Regions from separate parts of the Homo sapiens genome. Here all the other regions are linked to region 1. The links are chromatin loops, found by intact Hi-C in ENCODE. Cell type or tissue: endothelial cell of umbilical vein. All regions are shown on one strand. Each heading gives the region's core, and the rest is flanking DNA. Links, peaks and the distances in the headings are about the cores only.

Region 1 (5,413 bases), core at 85-5,084:
GTTGCCGTTTTCTTTTCTTTTCTTTTTTTTTTTTTTTTTTTTTGAGTCGGAGTCTTACTCAGTCGCCCAGGCTGGAATGGAGTGGCAGGATCTCGGCTCACTGCAACCTTTGCCTCCCAAGTTCAAGCAATTCTCCTGCCTCAGTCTCCCGAGTAGCTGGGATTACAGGCGCCTGCCACCACACCCGGCTAATATTTTTGAATTTTTTTAGTAGAGATGGGGTTTCACCATGTTGGCCAGGCTGGTCTTGAACTCCTGACCTCAGGTGATCCGCCTGCCTCTGCCTCCCAAAGTGCTGGGATTACAGGTGTGAACCACCGCACCGGCCTCAAGTTGCAGTTTTCAAGACAATCTCATAAGATGAATCCTCCCAAAGCAGTGTGCACCAGTGGGAGCAACATAGGGTATTAAGAATACAAATCTCCAGATCAGCCTAGTTTTTCCTAAAATCAGTTTCTTTTCTTTTCTTTTTTTTTTCTTTGAGACGGAGTCTCGCTCTTGTTGTCCAAGCTGGAGTACAATGGAGTGACCTCGGCTCACTGCAATCTCCACTTCTTCGGTTCAAGCGTTTCTCCTGCCTCAGCCTCCCGAGTAGCTGGGATTATAGGCACAAGCCACCACGCCTGGCTAAATTTTTGTATTTTTAGTAGAAATGGGGTTTCACCATGTTGGCCAGGCTGGTTTCGAACTCCGTACCTCAGGTGATCCACCCGCCTCGGCCTCCAAAAGTGCTGAGATTACAGGCATGAGCCACTGCGCCCAGCCACCTAAAATCAAATTTCATCAACCCTGACACATGGGGTGTGGAACACAAGATTATGAAATTTCAAATACTGATAAGGGAATTTATTTTAGTTTCTGGGAACTAGTGGCTTCTGAACACAATGAACAACAAAATAGCTCAGCCTCAGTTGGAGGAATTTTTCTTTCCTACAATTGTCTGATTCTTACAGAACAAAGACCAACAAACTGTGTGATCCTGAGCAGGCCTGGGTTTCCACATTTATAAAACAAGGGAAATTGATTAGATGGCCTCGAGATAACTTGTAATTCTAAAGTTTTACCATTCTGTTACTTTTTTCCATTGTGAATAAGATTAGAAGGAACAGACTCAAAATTTGCCAGAATGGAGTGATTTAATTCAACAAACATTTACTGATCGTCTATTACAGGTTAGGCTATGCGCTAGCCCTAGAGTCTGAGATGAGTAGGACATGGGTCCTGCTAACAGTCTAGGAAAGAAGACACACACAGAAACAAACAATTTCAACATAAAGTGGAGTGGCGGCAGATGAAGATGGACAGGAAAGCAGGGTTTATAAAATAAGGGTGGCTGGGCCCTTGAGTTTTCAGCAGGGAAACTGCATGATCATATTTCAGTTTAAACAGTTTAAACAAGTTAAACAGTAAAACAGTTTAAACAATGTTAGAGGTGTACTGAAGAAATTGTAATGAGCAAAACACAGACATTTATTTATTTAGACATATTTTTTTCAGCACCCACTGTGTTAGATAAGGAAAAACTGCTAGAACTGTTTCTATGAATGAGATGTGGAAATAAATTATAACACTTAAATTTTAGGGAAGGGAAATGGTGTCTATCCAGGCCTCCTTAAAAGGGCAAGAATAGATAAAGGGGTCTTCAAGTTTTTTCCTCCCCAAGGCTTTGTTACATCACACTCCCTTTCTTCCGGGATAACAAAACCTGCTGTTTAAAATTAAACTGAATGGGATTAATCAATCTAAAATTTGCTTACTCATTACCCACTGCTTCCACAGCAGTGAGCTAGGCACAGTAGGGAGGAAAACAGGAAATCTGGAAGGAATGTGGGGACTGCAAGGTGTATTTAGAGAATGGGGAATAACTTAATCTTGTTGGAGCAGAAGGAGATACAGAGGAGTAAGGTCACATTGGAGACTACACTTCCATCAGGCTAAGGCAAACGATTTTATCCTACAGGCAATGGTGAGCTATTGAAAGATCGGCTTGTTAACATTGCAAAGTCCACCCGAAATAGCATGAAATGAATCTGTTTGCTTCATTTATGTTGCATCAAAAACACCACAAGTGCCATCTTGTACTTTAGCATAAAATCTTCCTGGAGTGCTTCTTGAAGCTTCTTTATGCAGACTGTTGAACTTAATTTTCCCACTAGAGGGCAGGCTAAACTCACAGATTCTATATATTTGGTGATTCTCCTAGTTCTTAAATTTAATTTCTCCCACTATTTTTAAACTGTGTGCGTGTGGTGTGGTGAGAACACTTGAGATTACACTCTTAGCAAATTTCAAGTACACCATACATTATTAATAACTATAGTCACTGTACTGTATGTTAGATCCCCGAAATTTATTCATCTTACGACTGAAAATTTGTACTGTTTGATCAAGATCTATTTGTTTCCCTCACCTGCCAGCCCCATGGTAATCATTCTGCTGTTTCTATGAGTTTAACTTTTTTGGATTCCACATATAAGTGAAATAATATAGTATTTGTCTTTCTGTTTCTAGCTTATTTCACTTAGCATAAAGTCCTCCAGATTTGTCCATGTTGTCGCAAATGGCAGGATTTCCTTATGTATCACATTTTCTTTCTTTGTTTCTTTTTTTTTTTTCTTTAGATGGAGTTTCACCCTTGTTGTCCAGGCTGGAGTGCAGTGGCATGGTCTCAGCTCACTGCAACCTCATCCTCTGCCTCCTGGTTTCAAGTGATTTTCCTGCCTCAGCTTCCCAAGCAACTGGGACTACAGGCGCCTGCCACCACGCCCAGCTAATTTTTGTATTTTTAATGAGACAGGGTTTCATCATCATTTTGGCCAGACTGGTCTTGAACTCCTGACCTCAGGTGATCTGCCCACCTCGGCCTCCCAAAGTGCTGGGATAACAGGCATGAGCCACCGCACCCGGACCCCATATTTTTTATCCAGTCACCTGTAGACAGATACTTCTGCTGATTCCACATCTTGTCAATTGTGAATAATGCTGCGATGAACATGGAAGCACAGATCTCTCTTTAACATACTGATTTCATTTCCTTTGGATATATTCCCAGAAGTGGGATTGCTGGTTCTTACAGTAGTTCTATTTTTAATATTTTAAAGGAAACTCCATACTGTTTTCCATATGGCTGTACCAGTTTACATTCCCACCAACAGTGTACAAAGATCCCTTTTCTCCACACCCTCGACATCACTTGTAATCTTTTGACTTTTTGAGAGTAGCCACACTACCAGGTGTGAGGTGATATCTCGTTATGGTTTTGCCTTACACTTCTCTGATGATTAATGATGTCGAGCACCTTTTCATATACCTGTGGGTCATTTGTATGTCTTCTCTGGGAAAATGTTGATTGAAGTCCTTTGCACATTCAAACAAAATTCTGGTTATTTGTTTTTGTTTTGTTTTGCTATTGAGTTTTATGAGTTCCTTATATATTTTGTATGTTAATCCCTGATCAGATATATGGTTTGCAAATATTTTCTCCCGTTCTGTATGTTGCCTTTTCATTTTGTTGATCCCTACTATAATAATCTTTAAAGGGATGTTTTTTACCCTCCTTCTCATCAGAATTACTGCCTTTGGAAAAAAATCACCATCAATCTGATTACCCACTGTTTCCACAGCAGTGAGCTAGGCACAGAGGGGGAAAGTTGTGGACCCTTCCTTCCCAGAGTTCCCCAAACCAACACCAAGTCGTAGCTACCTACTCTGGGGCCCAGTCTTCTATCGCCACAGTATAGTGCATAGAGTCTTTGGAGCTGACACCATCACAAGGTACTAAGAAGATGTATAGTACAGGTTGTTTTTGTTTGTTTGTTTGTTTTGAGACAGTGTTGCAATCATAGCTTACTGTGACCTCAATCTCCTGGCTCAAGTGATTCTCTCACTTCTGCCTCCAGAGTAGCTGGGACTACAGGCATGCACCACCATGCCTGGTGAATTTTTTTTAAAAATGTTTTCGTAGAGATGGGGTCTTGGTATGTTGCCCAGGCTACTTTTATACTCCCTTAGCTCAAGGGATCCTCCTGCTTCAGCCTCACAAACTGTTGGAATTATAGGCATGAACCACCATGCCTGGCTGAGCCCAAGAATCTTACATAGCATCAAGAGCTCAGATACTGGAATAAATACTCCCTAAACAATGCAGCCCTCAAATGTCATGGATCATTGAAAAGGTGTAGGGAAGAAGTAGGACTGATTTCAAAGCCAGTAAGAGTCAAAGGATTGAAGAAGTCAATCTATACATAAAATATTTACAGAGCACCCCACCCCATCTCTAACATCCAATCATCTTTCAAAGATATTTGAATATTTTTGAAGAAAGCCTACTGAAGGATTTTAAAATAAAATTGTTATAAATACTGTCTTTCAAAATATTAGTTTTGAGTTGTATTACAGATTAGTCCTAGCCTAGAGCAGACCTATGAGAGAATATAGCACAGATAAACAGATTCTACCATCATCTCCTTCCATTGATTTCAGCCATTTGCTCCCTCACCAGTAATCTACTTATTATTACCACTGAAATCTTTTTTTTTTTTAAGATAGGACCTCAACTCTGTTGCCCAGGTTGGCATGCAGTTGTACCATCATGGCTCACTGCAGCCTCGACCTCCTGGACTCAGGTGATCCTCCCACCTCAGCCTCCTGGGTAGCTGGTAGTACAGGTACACACCACCATGCCCAGCTAATTTTTTGTGTTTTTTGTAGAGATGAGGTTTTGCCATATTGCCCAGGCTGGTCTTGAACCCCTGGGCTCAAGCAATCCACCAGCCTAGGCCTCCCATAGTGCCAGGGTTACAGGCATGAGCCATCACACCCGGTCACCACTGAAATCTTAGACTCTCAAGCTTTTCATTTTCTGGCTCAGTCACTCTGTCTTCCTGTAAACTAGATCCAGGTTTTCATCCATTCACTTATTGACCAAGAATTTATTGAGCACCAGCTTTGAATGAGGCAATGAATTAGGCCTAGAAATTCAAAGGTAAAAATAATGGAGATTCCTTGTCTTTAAGGCGCTTACAGTCCGTTGCCCTCCTCTTCTGTCCCCTCCCCAATTCAGAAAAAAGTGGACAAGCAATTATATATAACACCCATGATCAGTGTTATAATCCAAGTAGCTATTGGGTGTGTCTAGACACTCTTAGGAGGCACTCTAGGGAAACTTTGCAGAGAATTTGTTGTAGGATGTATTAGTTTGTTATTGCTGCTATAACAAATGACCACAAATTTAGTGGATTAAAGGAACACAAATTTATTATCCTACAGTTCTGCAGATCAAAAGCCCAACATGGGGTTCACTGGGCTAAAATCAAGTATCTGCAGGGTCATGTTCCTTCCTGGAGGCTCTAGGGCAGGATCTGTTTTTTGACCTTTCCAGTTTCTAGAGGCCATTCACCCCCTCCAGCTCAGG
Region 2 (5,413 bases), core at 303-5,302, 290 kb after region 1:
AGTTGCTATTTTATACACCTGCGGGAGTGGTTTAGCACCACAATTTGAGATGACAGTAGAAGTCTTTCATATAAAGCATATTAACAGTATACTAATAATAACATTAATAACAATAGTAATTATTATAACTATACAGTAACAGGAATAACAGTGGTTCATTAAGTGCTTACTATGTGCCAGGTACCTGGTTCTATGCACTTCACATGCATTTACTCATGAATCCTCATCCTCTATGTCAGTCATAGGTACTATAATTATCCAAGAAGCTGAGGCACAGAAAGGATAAATAAAATGCCCAAGGCTTCACGAAGCCAGGATGAAGCTCTTAACCTACGAGTGATTTCAACAGGGATGATTCTGGCCCCTAGGGGCATTTGGTTGTCTCAATCATAAGGGTGCAAAACTCTTGCTGGCATTTCGAGACTGCAATGCACAGGACAGATTTCCAAAACAAAGAATTGTCCCATATCCTGTACTACTTTCGAATGTACAACTGAACTAAACCCACTACCAGTAAAAGTTGGTCATACTTCAATTGACAGTAATACCAAAAGGTTTTGTAAGCTTTTAAAAATAAATTTCATGAACACTCAGAAAGTTAGGAGATGGTTATTATGGAGCAGAAGCTTAAAAGGAATAAAGACATTGTCTTAAAATTATTGAATAATCTACTCCATGCATTGTCTACACAAAGGATTATAAGATTTCAGCTACTATGTATTTGATTGAAAACAGTTCTGATCAGTAGGTGATACTGAATAAACGAAGAAATTGACTGAAAATATTTAACAGAGGATATGTGAGAGAAGCAAACATGGAATCAGAGACACTTGAGATGCAGAAGATCTCACTGAGTTTCCTTAATAAAAGTTTTTAGGGTTTATTTCATATTATTGCCATCCTTTATATGTTTAGTTTTTTTGGAGCCCAAGGATGCTATGTTGTCATAATTATGTGTGGAAATGTTGTGTCCTGTCTTTACAACACTGTCCCGGGTGTCCACATGCAATTGCTCTAAACCACTTTTATCTTCTTTTCTTTTCCCAATCCATCCTCTATCCCCCATTGCCCATTGGAAATATGTGATCTCTAAGGCCTTTTAAGATCCCAGAGACTGAATTTTACCTCAACGCTGATATGTTTCAAGACAGAGGTTGATGTGTCTGTGGTACTCTATGGCGACCCCATTCCATGGGAGCTATTTTGACAATACACACATACCTAAGACTGAGTTCCTTTGCATGCACATCATACTTCTATATTATCTCCACCTTGTGCTCTCTAATTTGCCTTGCTATGTTATCCCTATTTCAATTAAGATGCTTTCCCTCTCATCATATGCAAGTACGTCTGGTCTGTTATTCCTTATCTAACAGTTTTTATTCTATGTTCACTTCCTGCTACTCTTTCATTTTCTTGCATGTGTGTGATTTTTGTTTTTGCATAGAATGGCTCATCTTCTATTTCTCTTAAATTCAAACATATATTATGTGTGGGTGCAAGCAATCTGCCTATTTCATTTATGTCTTCTGGTAAGTCTTGCCTGAACATTTATATATTGAAAGACATCATGTTTTATTATAATTTATCTTTTTGTTTCTTTTTAAAAAATTATGTTAGCTTTCCTTGGTTTTGTTGTTGTTGTTTGGTTTGTTTTTTTTTGAGACAGGATCTCGCTCTGCTACCCAGGCTGGAGTGCATGGCTTGATCACAGCTCATCGCAGCCTCGACCTTCTGGGCTCAAGCAATCCTCCTACCTTAGCCTCCCCAGTAGCTGGGACTACAGGCAGGTACCACCACATCCGGCTAATTTTTTATTTTTATTATTGTAGAGACAAGGTCTCACTATGTTGCTCAGGCTGGTCTCAAACTCCTGGGCTCAAGCAATCCTCCTGCCTTGGCCTCCCAAAATGCTGGGATTACAGACATAATGCATTTTGTATGCCAGGCCTATTTGCATTTTTAAATGATGTATATAGGTAGTCTTTGAAATTCATTTCTTCATTTCTGGACACAGAAGACATTGCAAAGTGGATGTTGGCTCTCCTGGCATCAATGCCACGTCAGAACCACTGCTCTGCGATGGGAAAAAAGGATGTTAGGAACTAACTGCCTCTCTTTTTGCAGGCCCAAAGGACGAATCCATGTCTACACAGCTGGTGGGTAGACTAGAACCAGGCCTCCTAAATTGTGCAGTCCTGCCCCAACCCCAAATTCAGGGCTTTGTCTTCCATAGCTCAACATCACAGTCAGTCCAAAGCTTGGACGCCGCTTGGGGAAAGGAGGTCGAAGACCTTCACGTCTAACTTCCCCCATGGCGCTTTTGCCATTGATTTAACCCGATCTGGCTCTGCCATTAGGTCAACAACAGGCTTTGTGCTCAGTCGCTCATCGCCTCCCAGCGCCTAGCATGTGCAATAGCAGAGAGCAAAAAGCTTGACTTTCAAGATGAATTTAGTACATTCCCAAAGGGATGCGCAGATGCCAACTCTTCCCACACTATCAAACCAAGCAAGAAACTTGAGCACCCCCTAGATTCCAATGCTTCCACATACAATCTAAGTTTCGCGGAGCAGACGAGAGCCGCAGAACACCGCGAGGTGCGAGGAAAGGGTCAGGTGGGCGGTGCCTTCCCCGGGCAGGCGCGGCAGGTGGAGGGGCGGGGCATTGCCCTACCGGAAAACGGGAGGAGGGAGCTGGCGAGTAGAAGCACCTGCGTGGTGTGCGGGGGTGGAGCGGGGGCTGGAGGGAGAGTTAATGATTTGCCACAGGCTCATTTCGCAACTTAACCAAGGGTCAGCTTCCCGTGACCATGTACCAGCTGCGTCCTCTGGGCCACGCTCCACTTGCCCGCTTCCACCCGGAAAGCCCCCCAGGCTGAGTGCGGCATGATCTCCATCACCGAATGGCAGAGTAAGTGGGATGAGCGGGGCTGCAATGGGCTATCCAGGCCAGGCTCCCTGCCGGCTGGCTCTCTCTCCCAGCTGGGCTCTCTGTCACTACAAGCGTGACCTCTGGAGCCAGGGGCTGGGAGATGCTGTGCTGGCACCCTGGGGCAGCAGGCAGGGTGGGGTGTGGCTCCCTACCCTCCAGCGGGTGGGAGTTGCTCAGGGCCCACAGGTAGCTAGAGGCTGGTGCCCAGGGGGCCTGGCAGGTTCCCCATTCACACTGACCCCTTTCCCATCCCGGGTTCTTAGAACTGGGTTGCCACAAAGGTGGACTCAGGAGGCCTCTGCCCATTCAGACATCTTTCCCCACACCATCAAGGTCTCCTGTGGCCCTGGGGGCTTCTTATAAAAAACTAAACTCCACTCCCCTGACCAAACCACCATACCCTCACTCCTAAACATCCTTCCCCTTCTTTTGGGGGAAGAGGTAGGGAGGAGGTCTTGGAACAAGTCTGGGGCCATGGGAAGAACCGTGGCTCTGTGGGCTTCATTTGGGTGAGTTACTTAAAGCCTCTGAGCCTTGGTTTTTCATCTGAGAATTGGTGACAACATTCTTTTGTTCACTCAACAGATTTGTCTCTGCTGTGTGCCAAGCACTGTGTTGGATATAGAGTGTCCAACATTAAATGAAACTGACTCCCTGCTTACATTCTAGAGAGGGGAGACAGGTAATTAACAGAAAGAAGTATATAGTATATCAGAAGATGATAAGTCCTCCAGATGAAAATAAAACAAGAGGAGGCTATGGAGTTCGAGGTAGGAGGGGTCGCTATTTTATATAGAGTGGTCAGGGAAGCCTCACTGAGAAGGTGAGCCTTTATTCAGATCTTTTTTCAGAGATCTATAGGAAGTGAGGAAGCAAAGCCACGCAGCTCTCTGGAGGGGAAATGTTCAGGAAGCAGGGACAGGCAGTGCAAAGGCCCTGAGGCATTAGCATACTTGGTGTGTTTGAAGAACAACAAGGAGGTGGGTATACCTGGAGCAAAGTGAGGTGAGGGGAGAATCATAGGAGTTTAGGTCAGGGATGTCACTGAGGGGTCAGGACACTGGAGACTTATAGACCATGGTAATGACCTTGGTTTTGTGCTATGGTGTGATATGTTCTATTTCTATGTTTAAAAGATCATTCTGGGTGCTGGGTTGAGAATAGACTGTGGAGGTATGAAGGCAGCAGCAGGGAAGCCAGTTCTTTTTTTTTTTTTTTTTTTTTGAGACAGAGTCTCACTCTGTCGCTCAGGTTGGAGTACAGTGGCATGATCTCTGCTCACTGCAACCTCCACCTCCTGGGTTCAAGCGATTCTCCTGCCTCAGCCTCCTAAGTAGCTGGGGTTACGGGCACCCACCACCACACCTGGCTAATTTTTGTATTTTTAGTAGAGATGGGGTTTCTCCACGTTTACCAGGTTGGTCTCGAACTCCTGACTTCTCAAGTGATCCACCTGCCTGAGCCTCCCAAAGTGCTGGGATTACAGGCGTGAGCCACCGCGCCCAGCCAGGGAAGCCAGTCCTGAGTGTGTGAAGGTGGAGACCAAGGTGTTAGCAGGAGATTAGCGGGGCGTGGTCCATGCTGGATCTGCCTTGAGGAAAGCGTTGAGGATTTGCTGACGGTTTGGACATAGGGTGTGAGAGAAAGAGGAGTCAAGAATGCCTTGTATATTTTTTAGCCTGTGCAATGGGAAGGGTTGAGTGGGGGGAAGCAGGAATTGGGCTTTAGATGTGTTGAGTCTGTTTGTGCTGTTAGACATCCGGGTGAGATGTCAGGTAGGTGGTTGGGTATGTGAGTCTGGAGTTCCAGGTAGAGGCCTGGGCTGGAGACAGAAATGTGGGAATAATCTGCATATACATGGTTTTTAGGACTATGAGCATCCATGAGATCACCGAGGGCAGGCACAGTTTCTCACCTCCCCACTATTGACATTTTGGGGCAGGATAATTCTTTGTTGTGGGGGCCTGTCCTGTACATTATAGGATATCAGCAGCATCCCTGGCCTCTATCCACTACATGCCAGTAGCACCCCCACTCCAAGTTGTGACAATAAAAAATGTCTTCAAACATTGCCAGATGTCCCCTGGGAAACAAATTTCCATCCCGCACCCCGCTTCCCCACCCACAATCCCCTCAGCCCAGTTGAGAATCATGGACCTGGCGAATAAAAATATAGAGAGAGGTGGGTTGGGTCCTCAACCCAGTGGCACGCTGACACTTTGTTAAACCAATTAGCCTGCAAGTAATATACTCTTACCAAATATGATAAGCAAGTCCTGTGAGAGAGAGAAATGAGGGATTTAGGTCAGGGAAGAGAGTGGACCAGCTTTCCCTGAGCAACTGACATTTCAGCTGAGACCTGAATGATGAGGATGCATTGTCAAGTAACAAGTGAGAGGCAGGGTGTTGCAGACCAGGAAACTGCATGTACGAAGGCCCTGAGTCAAGAGGGCTCACATGGAAGCCATGGAGAACAGTG
Region 3 (5,359 bases), core at 360-5,359, 340 kb after region 1:
GCTAACTAAGCACTGTAGAGAACTCAGAAGTATTAGGACATGCCCCTTGCACTTGAGGAGCTCACAGCCTGAATATTAAGAAGGGCATGGGTGGTTGGGCGCGGTGGCTCCTGCCTGTAATCCCAGCACTTTGGGAGGCTGAGACGGATCACTTGAGGTCAGGAGTTTGAGACCAGCCTGGCCAACATGGGGAAACCCCATCTCTACTAAAAATACAAAAATTAGCCGGGCATGGTGGCAGGCACTTGTAATCCCCAGCTACTCGGGAAGCTGAGGCAGGAGAATCGTTTGAGCCCGGAAGGTGGAGATTGCTGAGCCAAGATCGTGCCACTGCACTCCAGCCTGAGTGACAGAACAAGACTCCATCTCAAAAAAAAAAAAGACGGGGGTCGGGGCATGGGTACAGTTAACTGTACCAGGGAAGCAGCTTGATATCGTGGTTAAATGCAAGGCTTATAGAGTTAGATTGCCTTCATTTAAATTTTGCTTCACTAGCAGAACAAACTAGGTCTGGAATCATGGGCAAGTTATTTAACCTCTCCAAGTCTCAGTTTATCATTTTAAACAGGTATGATAATAACAGTACCTACTTGATGGGGCTGCTTTGGGGATTTTAGGAGATAAGGCATAGAAAGCTGGGCACGTTGTAAGAGCCCAGCTACTGTTAGTACTACAGGATAGATTCTTACAAATATCAAAAGCAAGGTTTGGCCGGGAGCAGTGGCTCACGCCTATAATCCCAACACTTTGGGAGGCCGAGGGGGGCAGATCACCCGAGGTCAGGAGTTCAAGACCAGCCTGACCAACATGGAGAAACCCTGTCTCTACTAAAAATACAAAATTAGCCGGGCGTGGTGGCACATGCCTGTAATTCCAGCTACTTGGGAGGCTGAGGCAGGAGAATCGCTTGAACCTGGGAGGCTGAGGTTGCAGTGAGCCGACATAGCGCCATTGCACTCCAGCCTGGTCAACAAGAGCAAAACTCAGTCTAAAAAAAAAAAAGAAAGAAAAAAACAAGGCTTTAGGTAGCCCACAATTAGAAGGAGAAAACCTTAGCATCCCCTAGGTGCCAGGCCTTGTGGGAACAAGTGATTCATTAAGACTGTAGAAGGAAGCTGGGCACGCGGCTCATGCTTGTAATTCCAGCACTTTGAGAGGCTGAGGTGGGCAGATCGCTTGAGCTCACGAGTTCAAGACCAGCCTAGGCAACATGGTGAAACCTTGTCTGTACAAATACAAAAATTAGCTAGGTGTGGTGGTGCAAATCTGTAGTCCCAGCTACTCGGGAGGCTGAGGTGGGAGCATCACTTCAGCCTGGGAGGTGGAGGCTGCAGTGAGCAGAGACTGACCCACTGTGCTCTAGCCTGGGTGATAGAGCCAGACCTTATGTAAAAAAAAAAAAAAAAAAAAAAAAGACTGAAGAAGGGGAAGAGACAGCATTTGAGAAAAGGCCTCACAGAGAAAGGGGTTTTCAATCTGGGGACAGCAGATATGACCAGCAGTCCTGAAGGTAGGGAGGCACACTTTAATAATGGTAATAGTTGCTAAGCCTATAAAATGCTTAGGGTGTCACAGGATCTTTTCACATGTCTCATCTCAAGTCATGCCCCCAACAACTCAGCATTCCCACTTTGCAGATGAGGACACTGAGGCTCAGGGAGGTGATATGTAAGAGGCTAAGCCTCAACACACACTGGGCCTTTTGCTTCCGAAACTGCTTTCCCTTGCTCTGAGGCTCTCGGAGAGTAATTGCTGGGTTGTGAGCACTGGGTAAGAGGATGGGTGCTTCAAAGCAGCTGCACTCCAGGATAAAGGTAGAGGAAAGTAAAAACATCTTCCCCTGCTGTTATCCAAAAGAGAAAAAGAATGGAATTGGGCAAGGGGTGGAGGGGGAATCCAGCTTTTGAAACAGTATTATAGGAATTTTGCTACCCGCTATGTGCAGAGCATCATGCGAGGCACTTGGGACAGCTGAATGAATGAGCTCCATTCTCAAGGTGAACATGTACATATACACACCTACAATTTACATTTATTGAGCAGTGGTCGCATGGTTTCATCTGCACAGTGACTCTGAGGTAGGTACTACCATTAGGCCCATTGTTAGAGAGGGGTTAATGGAGACTTAGAAGAGGCCCAGAGAGGTTAGGTAGCTTTCTCAGAATCACATAAGTGGTAAGGGGATTCAGGCATGCCCCCTGCAACCACTGTCTTCACCACCGTACGGCACCAGTTCCACAAGCTGTACAGTGTGGGCTGTGAGACCCAAGGAAAAACAGAGCTGAGGCCCACGGGAAGGTGAGGCCGGTGTGGGCTGGAGGCCTTGGGGTAAGCTTCCTGGAGGTGGGGGTACATGTTGGGCCTTGGAGGACTAAAGAACTGGGGGGAAAAGGAAGGGAAGAAGGAAAGGATTTTCTGAAAAGGAAATGGCAAGAAGTAAAGGTCCAAAGCATAGGCTGTTGTGAGTAAACAGTGGGAAATGCAACCTCTTTGGGGCCAAACCTCTGACCCTCCACGTTCCCAGCTGTGAAGTGGGAGTAATAAAATCATCCACCTTATGAGAGCAAATAAAATAATGATTGTGAAAATATTTTGGTAACAGTAACCTGTGATAGGAAGATAACAAATCATTTCTGTTACAATACCATGCTGATAGGCATAAAAGTTGCATTCATGTTCATGGGCAAAATGGGGGTAAGTAGAATGCATGGGACGCAAGAAGGATGTAGGAAGGAAAGGGTAGTGTGAGTATAGGAGGACTAGCCACTGAGAAGAAAGTAGAAGAAAGAGGGAATCTTTGTGTGTATGGGAAAGTCTATTGCAGAGTCAACTTGGGCTTCCATCCTGGGACCTTCCCGTGAACAGCTAGAGACATCTTCCTCTGGGCTTTGGCAGCCTTTATGTCGGGACCCAGGGGACCCTATATGGGAAATAGGGCCAGACACATGCTCTGAATCCCTGCTTCAACATTTCTGAGTCACCTTTGTCCCTGTGAGCCTTCATTTTTCTCATCTATAAAATGGATGACAGCTAGCTTGTTGGTGTGATTTCAGTAGCGGCTCAGTAGAGTCAGTTTCCTAGGTCTCTTTAATTCTGCCTCTCAAAGGTGATGGGAAAACATCTAGACAAGAAGCCAAGGGACCGGGACACATCTCTCCAAGGACGAGGTGCATGGCGCTCTGAAGATGCTGGCATCTCTCTAGGCCCAACCCAGCTCAGGGGGTCCACTCCACCACAGCCCTGGCTGGGTGCCTGTCCCCTGGTATCCTGGAGACCTTGCAGCTGCTGTGGGCATCTGCTGCCACCTAGCGGCCTCCCATGGCACTGTCTCCCCGCCAGCCCCTAGTTTTGACAGGGGCACTCCCTGGCATTAATCTCTTCAGAGGGAATGTCTGTGCCTGTTTCCTGTCTGTCCTCCCGCCAGGTGGAGTTCCTTAAAGGCAGTCATGATCATTATCTTTCTAGCTCCAGTGTCCAGCACAGTGAGGCACAAAGTAGTTGTTCAGCAGGTGATTACGGAATAAATGAATGAACGGACCAATAAACAAATAGCCTTGTCTAATCAAAATTAGGCAACAGAAGGAAGTCACTTCAGGGTTATTTAATCCCCGGGCAGCTGACTCCTCTAAATTGACTCTTGACAAGAAGTAACTCTTATAAATGCTCCAGAGGCCCTCAGCGACAGAGGTGATTTCCAGGTGGCTGGGCTAACGTTAAAGGTGGTTGTACTAAAAGCAGGGGTTTGGCCTCAGGGACTCCACCACTGTGGTGGAGGTACAGCACTTTTCTATTTTTGCTTCCTCCACCCTGGGCCAGGATCTTCCTCAAGAGAATGCCCTCAATCCGAGAAAGCCTGAAGGAACGAGGTGTGGACATGGCCAGGCTTGGTCCCGAGTGGAGCCAACCCATGAAGAGGCTGACACTTGGCAACACCACCTCCTCCGTGATCCTCACCAACTACATGGACGTGAGTGCTTGGCTCAGCCCCTCGCTCCCTCCCTGTCTCCTTTCCCTCATGGACCTAGGGCTTTCTTTGCTGCAAGACTCACCCTTTCCAAGCTGTGTTTGACGAAGGCGCTGAGTAGCACGTGAGCACCCTAGAAAATTCCCATTTTCCAGCTGGAAAGCCTGAGCACAGAAGACAGGAAGGCATCCAGGGGCCATTCAGGGGCAGGGTTAGGTTTGGAACTCAGCCCAGGCCTCAAGCCAGGTGTCACAGGTGGGTGGGAAGGGGTGTGTGACTCAGGTGGGGGTTTCTGTGACCTGGCCCAGCACAACCTGATGGCTTCCTGCCCCAGAGGATCCTCAAGAGTCAAGTTTGCTTCCTGCTTCATTCTCAATGTTTTGATTTTGCCCTCTTGTCTTACTGAGACTCCCACTTTCTGGGATGCCATGGGGAGATGCTAAGCCTCCTACCAGTTCCTGCAGGAAAATGGAAACCCCGAGAGGCTATAGGACCTCGCCTGGGCCAAGTCTCACACCGAGAGCCAAGAGTGAAGCCAGGCAAGACCCCAAGACCCAAGGTCCCCTGAGCCCCTCCAGCCCTCTCTTTTTACCCCCACAGACCCAGTACTATGGCGAGATTGGCATCGGCACCCCACCCCAGACCTTCAAAGTCGTCTTTGACACTGGTTCGTCCAATGTTTGGGTGCCCTCCTCCAAGTGCAGCCGTCTCTACACTGCCTGTGGTGAGACCTAAGACCCACAGTGCCTCTCCTCCATCCCCCTGCCCTACTGTGCATGAGCAATCCTGCCCAACACCCAGCTCCCATCCCTCTTGCCACCAAGGGAGTGGCTTCCTCTCTGCCTCTGTGCCCACTGACATGTAGGGGAGAGGGGAAGATGTCTCCCGTTTTTCTGATACAGCCACCAAGGTTAAAAACAAAAAAAGGTCCAAGAACCCCTGAGCACCCAGAAGGCCACTTCCCAGTCTTCCTGAGATTGAGACAGGACTGAATTCTCAAACCCATCCCAGGCACTCGGAACTCTTCCATCCCTAGTCTTAATCAACAACCTCTTACTAGGCACTTACTCTGTGCCTGGCATCTTCTCTGGTGTTATCAGTGTTAGTGATTACTTTAAATTCCTTCATTTAGGACAAAATTCTCGATGTATGGGCACATTAGGAGAGCCCAAGAAACCCAGTCCTTGATTGATGAAGCACATATTCCAAGCCCCCTGACCCTAGGGCCACTCATCCCTGCACCTAAGCTAACCAGCCATACCCACAATGCACCCTGCCTCTGAGTCCCCCTGTCTGGGCCACTCTTGGACAAACCTGAGCCTCTGTCCCCCTGCCAGTGTATCACAAGCTCTTCGATGCTTCGGATTCCTCCAGCTACAAGCACAATGGAACAGA
Region 4 (5,413 bases), core at 164-5,163, 240 kb after region 1:
TCTTGAGTTAGGTGCTAAGGGGGATCCAGGAAAAGGGGGTTTCACAGTGTAGGCTCCAAGTCCACATATCTTAGAAATGTTTACCAAGCAATGTTTCAACAATCCCACTTGAATATGTGGAGTTTGGGAAGCTGTAGGGGGAAAATTGTCACAAATTTCCATCTTCGCTTCAACCAAGGGGCATAATTCCAAGAGTTCATTCATTCATTTCACAAATACTTACTGTAAATATAAATGTGCAAGGCACTGTAGTGGGTGCTAGGAACACAGGGGAAGAAAGTCTGCCATGTTCCTACCCTTGTGGGGCCTGTATTCTCATGGAAAGTCAGTCCTGGAAGAAATGTGTTTTGGAGAAGGGAACTAGCGTGTTTATGTGCTTGTGAGTTTGAAAGCAGAAACTTCTGCTCCTGGTGCCCGCCATGTTTTATCTCACAGCAGTCCTAGGAGGGGAGCTATTATTATGCCCATTCTGCTGATGAGGAGCCCAAGACTCTTGGCAGTTAAATAACTTTCTATAAGAAAGACAGCTGCCCCGTGACAAGCCTTTGTCACTGGAGTATCAAGGACAGTTACTGATGTGAGTGCAAACCCAGTTTGGGGAGCTGGGTCAGGGATAGATCGCAGAGAGGACCAAGACTAGGTGAGGTTAGTCATGCCATAGCTTGAAGGCTGGGCTCAAAGCAGACTGACAGAGGGGAGTGGGGTGGAGAATGACCTGCAGAGAAGACGTGGGGGGCAGAGTTAACACAGCAGGTGTGGGCAGGGGCGGATTAGGTTGTATAATAATTTCCCAGGCTGGAGCGAGAAGGTGAAGGGGTGGGACTTAGGAAGCAGAACTGGAGTTCATAGAATCCTGGTTCCAGCCACCTCCCTGCCCATCCTTCCCCACTCCTCTTCTTCCCAGTCTGGCACCCCCTGCCCCACTCCATGCTGGGCTAGAGTCACTGACAGCATCTCCCTTGGCATCCTGCAGCCATGAGAAGCCAGACTCGGAGAACGTCCCACCCAGCAAGCACCACCAGCAGCCACCCCACAACAGCCTCCCTAAGCCTGAGCCAGAGGCCAAGACTCGAGGGGAGGGTGATGGCCGAGGCTGTGAGAAGGCAGAGAGAAGGCCTGAGAGGCCAGAAGTCAAGAAAGAGCCTCCGGTGAAAGCCAATGGCCTCCCAGCTGGACCGGAGCCAGCCTCAGAGCCGGGCAGCCCTTACCCCGAGGGCCCAAGAGTGCCAGGGGGTGGGGAACAGCCTGCCCAGCCCAATGGCTGGCAGTACCACTCCCCAAGCCGGCCAGGGAGCACAGCTTTCCCGTCTCAGGATGGAGAGACTGGGGGACACCGGCGGAGTTTCCCACCACGCACCAACCCTGACAAAATTGCCCAGCGCAAGAGCTCCATGAACCAGCTTCAGCAGTGGGTGAATCTGCGCCGGGGGGTACCCCCGCCTGAAGACCTTCGGAGGTGAGGCATGCCGGCGGCTGGGGTGGGGCTGATATGGTATTATGGCTAGAGCGTGCGAGTGGGGTCATAGCCCACGAGGCATCCCCTGTTGGAAACCTTCTGGAAGCAGGCTGAGTTGGGAAACCAAGCAAATCCCATGCTTCCTGGCTTGCCCAAATCCTGCCTGCCCCATGGCTCCACCATTAGAGTCTGGCTGCTGTCCCTGATTCTTGGTTTCTTTGTCTGCTTCCTTCAGAAGAAGGGACAGAGTGCCCCAGTGCCTCTCCACGGCGTGCTGGGGAGCCCAGAACACAGCAGGCTTTGGGAGGGGGCCTGAAGTTGTTATAGTCATACATCCATCCAAGCTATGGGCCCTCCTACAACATCCTCTCCCCAGTGCTCCACCCACTTGAGACTCACTAACTGCCAGACCAACTCATTCCATTTTTGAACAACTCTAATTGTTTTAAAGCCATGATTTATATGAAGTTAAAAAACAAAACAAAGTAGCTCATTGGTCCCAACATGGCCATCTATGACCATTTACGCCTTTATCCAATGACTGACTTTGAAATATCTGGGGACATTTATTGGGCCCAATGGTGTCCCTCAGGGCAAATGGGCTGCAGGCTCCTTCCCTGGGGATTTGGGCAGCTCCAGGGACTGCAGGCCACAGCTTCAGGAAGGCCATGGGGCCCGGGAGGAACCTGCCCTCTAGTGGCCTGAGCGGCTGCGCATTGCTGGTGGTCTGGTGCCTGGGAGCATCAGGCCTGCTCTGGGGAGAACCACTTGGGATGAGTCCCAAGAATCTACTGGTTCTGTCCCTGACAAGATCATACAGTCAGGAAGCTGGGCATGGTGGCTCACACCTGTGGTCCCAGCTACTACTCTACAGGTGGATGTGGGAGGATTGCTTGAGCCCAGGAGTTCAAGGCTGCAGTGAGCCTTGATGGCCCCACTGTATTCCAGGCTGGTGACAGAATGGACCTCATCTCTAAAATAATATAAAATAGATCAGGAAGCCGCCCTTTCTTTCATCCCTCCTACATTGCCCTCCTTCAGGTGCCTGGTAGACTTTCTTCTATTTGCCTCTCTCAGAAAAGATCTGATAAACTGGTTCATGCTGAGATGGAGATGGCTGATAAGGCTTCACGTTTCTTCCTAGGGATATGTCATTTTAAAGAGGCAAAGATTGAAGCTCTGAATGGTGCAGTGTCCAGCCTTGGGGAGTTGTTTGAGGAGGGGGGCTGTGAGGACAGGAGTCTTTCCCTCATCTCTGGAATAAACCTCAGCCCCTGTGTACCTATTCAAGCACCCTGCTCTAGGCTGGGGGACCTGGAGGTGGGGCTGGGGTGGGTGGAGGGGTGCCCGTGTTGTCTGCCTTCATTACAATGTCCCCTCTCTCTCAGTCCCTCTAGGTTCTATCCTGTGTCTCGCAGGGTCCCTGAGTACTATGGCCCCTACTCCTCCCAGTACCCCGATGATTATCAGTACTACCCGCCAGGAGTGCGGCCGGAGAGCATCTGTTCCATGCCGGCCTATGATCGGATCAGCCCGCCCTGGGCCCTGGAGGACAAGCGCCATGCCTTCCGCAATGGGGGTGGCCCTGCCTACCAGCTGCGAGAGTGGAAGGAGCCCGCCAGCTACGGGCGGCAGGATGCCACCGTCTGGATCCCAAGCCCCTCCCGGCAGCCAGTCTATTATGATGAGCTGGATGCCGCCTCTAGCTCCCTGCGCCGCCTGTCCCTGCAGCCCCGCTCCCACTCTGTGCCCCGCTCACCCAGCCAGGGCTCCTACAGCCGTGCCCGCATTTACTCCCCTGTCCGCTCACCCAGTGCCCGTTTTGAGCGGCTGCCACCTCGCAGTGAGGACATCTATGCTGACCCTGCTGCCTATGTGATGAGGCGATCCATCAGCTCCCCCAAGGTGAGCCACCAGCCTGCCCTTCCTTCCTCATCCCCTGAGGTCCCCAGAAGCCTAAGACCATCTACTGAGAAAAGGCAGAGATGTGGGAGCATCTGTGCCACGGGGCCACTGGGCCGTTTGTCTGCAGGACCAGCAGTGCTGCCCAGCGGAGCCCCTGGCCTGTGGTTCTGTCTGTAGGAGAGCTGTCTTGGGGATGGCTTTGCCTCTTGAGTGGGGACATTGCTTTCTGTACATGCCCCCAAGTTGTGCCAGATACCATGCCGTCATATAAGAGGGCAGAGAGGGTTCTGTCTTTTCAAATCTTGAGGACCTGGACAGATCATTGCAAGGGGGGCTGCTGTCCATTTCAGTTTGGGATCTGCTCTGGGAACTGAACACAAATACCTCTAACCTTGAGCTTCAGCTGTTGGGGAACTCCGTGTCCCAGCCAGACCCCTCACCTCTGCGATCCCTTTCTCTTCCAGTATGATTACCTGGGAGACAGGCGGCCAGTCCCTGCAGGACTGTTCCCCTACAACTACCCACCATCCCCCACGGTCCACGATAAGATGGTACGTCCTTTCTCCCCTCCACCTGTCTCAGGGCCTCCCCGCACCGTGCTCCACTCAGGGTGGAGCTAAACTGGGGCGGACTCCAGGGACGCTCTGTGCCTAGTGCCTGGCCTGGCTGGTTTTTAGCAGCCTCTGGATACCTCCTCCCTCCCAGCCAGGACTCTAGCCCCAGTATCAAGTTTGGTGCCAATAACCCCTTCTCCTCTGTGACACAGCCCGTGGAGGAGGGATGAGATCTGGGAGCATGTAATATCCTGGTCCCTCTCCTCTCCAGCATGCAGGAGAAGGGGCCTAGGCAGGAAAAATCAGGCCAGAGCTCCTAACAAGAAGCAAGATCTTCTAAACTTTTTTCCCCTGAAGCATAGTTATTTCATGTTTGTCCTTTGCCTGGAATGCCACTTTTGGGGAGAGATACAAGCGATATGATTGAGGAAGAAAAAATTTTCCGAATTGCATCTCCTCCTTTTTCTCTGCCTCTTTCTACTCGTGTCTCTCCCTGGAATTTGTTCTCCTGAGAACTTTTGCCACCACCTAGAGACCTAGATAAGATGCTCCACTTGGGAGGGTTGGGGAGGACCACTGGGACCAACAGGCAGAATCCTTTTCCAGAAAGCCTGTTGCTGACTCATTTCCATAACAGTACCAGGAGGCCAGAGTGGAGGAGGGCTGGGCAGGCTGGAGGCTAGGCGGCTGCTCCTTCCCCTCTCTGTCTGATTCTCACTCTGCCAGTGTCCACAGCATATAAGCTTTGCCCACAGCAAACACACGCACCCAGAAACAACCGATTTTTCCAGAAAACTCAGAAACAGCTGCTAACAAGTGCTGCCTAAATTGCTCTGATGACACTCACCTCTCCCAGGGAGGCCTAGGCAGACCTAGGAGAGATGGCACTGGGGTCTGCGTGTGCCCCTCCTCTCCTGGAGTGTCCAGTAGAGAACTACTTTGCCTGCCCACATCCTCAACCCCTCCCTTCCTGAGAACTCCTCAAGGGCAGAGGGAGAAGCCTCTCCTTGTCCTTGTCGCTAACTCTTAACTGCTTTGCTTCTTTTTTTATTGTTTTCTTTTGTGTGTTCCTGTTTGTTTGTGTTGCTGTTTGGCCTCTGGGCCTCGGGCTCCGGGTAGGATGAACTTTTAGATCTTCAGTTGCAAAGAAACCTAGAGTATTTGGATCAGCAGGTAGGCAGAGCTGGTGCCCCCCTTATCATCCCACTGCCTTCCTGTCGCATCTCTCCACTCCTCCCCACCTCCTCATCTTCCAGCCATTTGACAACCTTTGTTGGTGCAAGCAGGACACAACAAAGTGGCTTATGTTTTGGTTTGCGCCTACACACCCCTTCTCTTCAAAGCCCTTTAGGACAGCTGGGAGTTTCCTGGGGAAAGAAGCATAATAAGTAGGCACATGAATAATTAATGCCACCTCTTATTTCTCCAGTGCTCAGCTCAGATGGAACTGCCCCCAGGGGGCAGGTGGGAATTTGCATTTTTTCTGGCGAGAGGAGGG

Evidence for each region. Hi-C counts contacts between places; a loop is a spot of excess contacts. Peaks named below come from ENCODE experiments on the same cell type or tissue, not always from the same donor. Only the 100,000 strongest peaks of a DNase experiment are listed, where the experiment ranks them.
Region 2: a loop joins it to region 1, with 6 times the contacts of the local background. A loop is called at or near these places in 7 of 110 quality-filtered maps.
Region 3: a loop joins it to region 1, with 15 times the contacts of the local background. A loop is called at or near these places in 30 of 110 quality-filtered maps.
Region 4: a loop joins it to region 1, with 6 times the contacts of the local background. A loop is called at or near these places in 5 of 110 quality-filtered maps.

The regions. Positions count from the first base shown.
Region 1 is chr1:204,500,084-204,505,496 of GRCh38, reverse strand. No RefSeq gene overlaps it. Among named protein-coding and RNA genes, the nearest start is that of TRK-TTT3-1, 3.7 kb to the left of the region's middle. In endothelial cell of umbilical vein, for the core only: a CTCF peak has its summit at 2,146 (motif pointing right); DNase peaks (open chromatin) are centred at 1,096 and 2,156; H3K27ac peaks cover 819 bases.
Region 2 is chr1:204,211,382-204,216,794 of GRCh38, reverse strand. It overlaps GOLT1A (golgi transport 1A), which reads left to right and starts at 2,807. Exons shown (of 5, transcript NM_198447.2): 1 at 2,807-2,913. The coding sequence starts at 2,889. RefSeq lists an enhancer at 2,280-2,936. In endothelial cell of umbilical vein, for the core only: a CTCF peak has its summit at 2,397; a DNase peak (open chromatin) is centred at 2,414.
Region 3 is chr1:204,160,621-204,165,979 of GRCh38, reverse strand. REN (renin) reads left to right here. Exons shown (of 10, transcript NM_000537.4): 2 at 3,817-3,967; 3 at 4,565-4,688; 4 at 5,302-5,359. Among named protein-coding and RNA genes, the nearest start is that of REN, 3.0 kb to the left of the region's middle. RefSeq lists a silencer at 1-3,814. In endothelial cell of umbilical vein, for the core only: a CTCF peak has its summit at 3,307 (motif pointing left); a DNase peak (open chromatin) is centred at 3,309; H3K27me3 peaks cover 167 bases.
Region 4 is chr1:204,255,301-204,260,713 of GRCh38, reverse strand. PLEKHA6 (pleckstrin homology domain containing A6) reads left to right here. Exons shown (of 23, transcript NM_014935.5): 8 at 974-1,456; 9 at 2,845-3,361. Among named protein-coding and RNA genes, the nearest start is that of GOLT1A, 44 kb to the right of the region's middle. In endothelial cell of umbilical vein, for the core only: a CTCF peak has its summit at 2,151 (motif pointing left); a DNase peak (open chromatin) is centred at 2,113.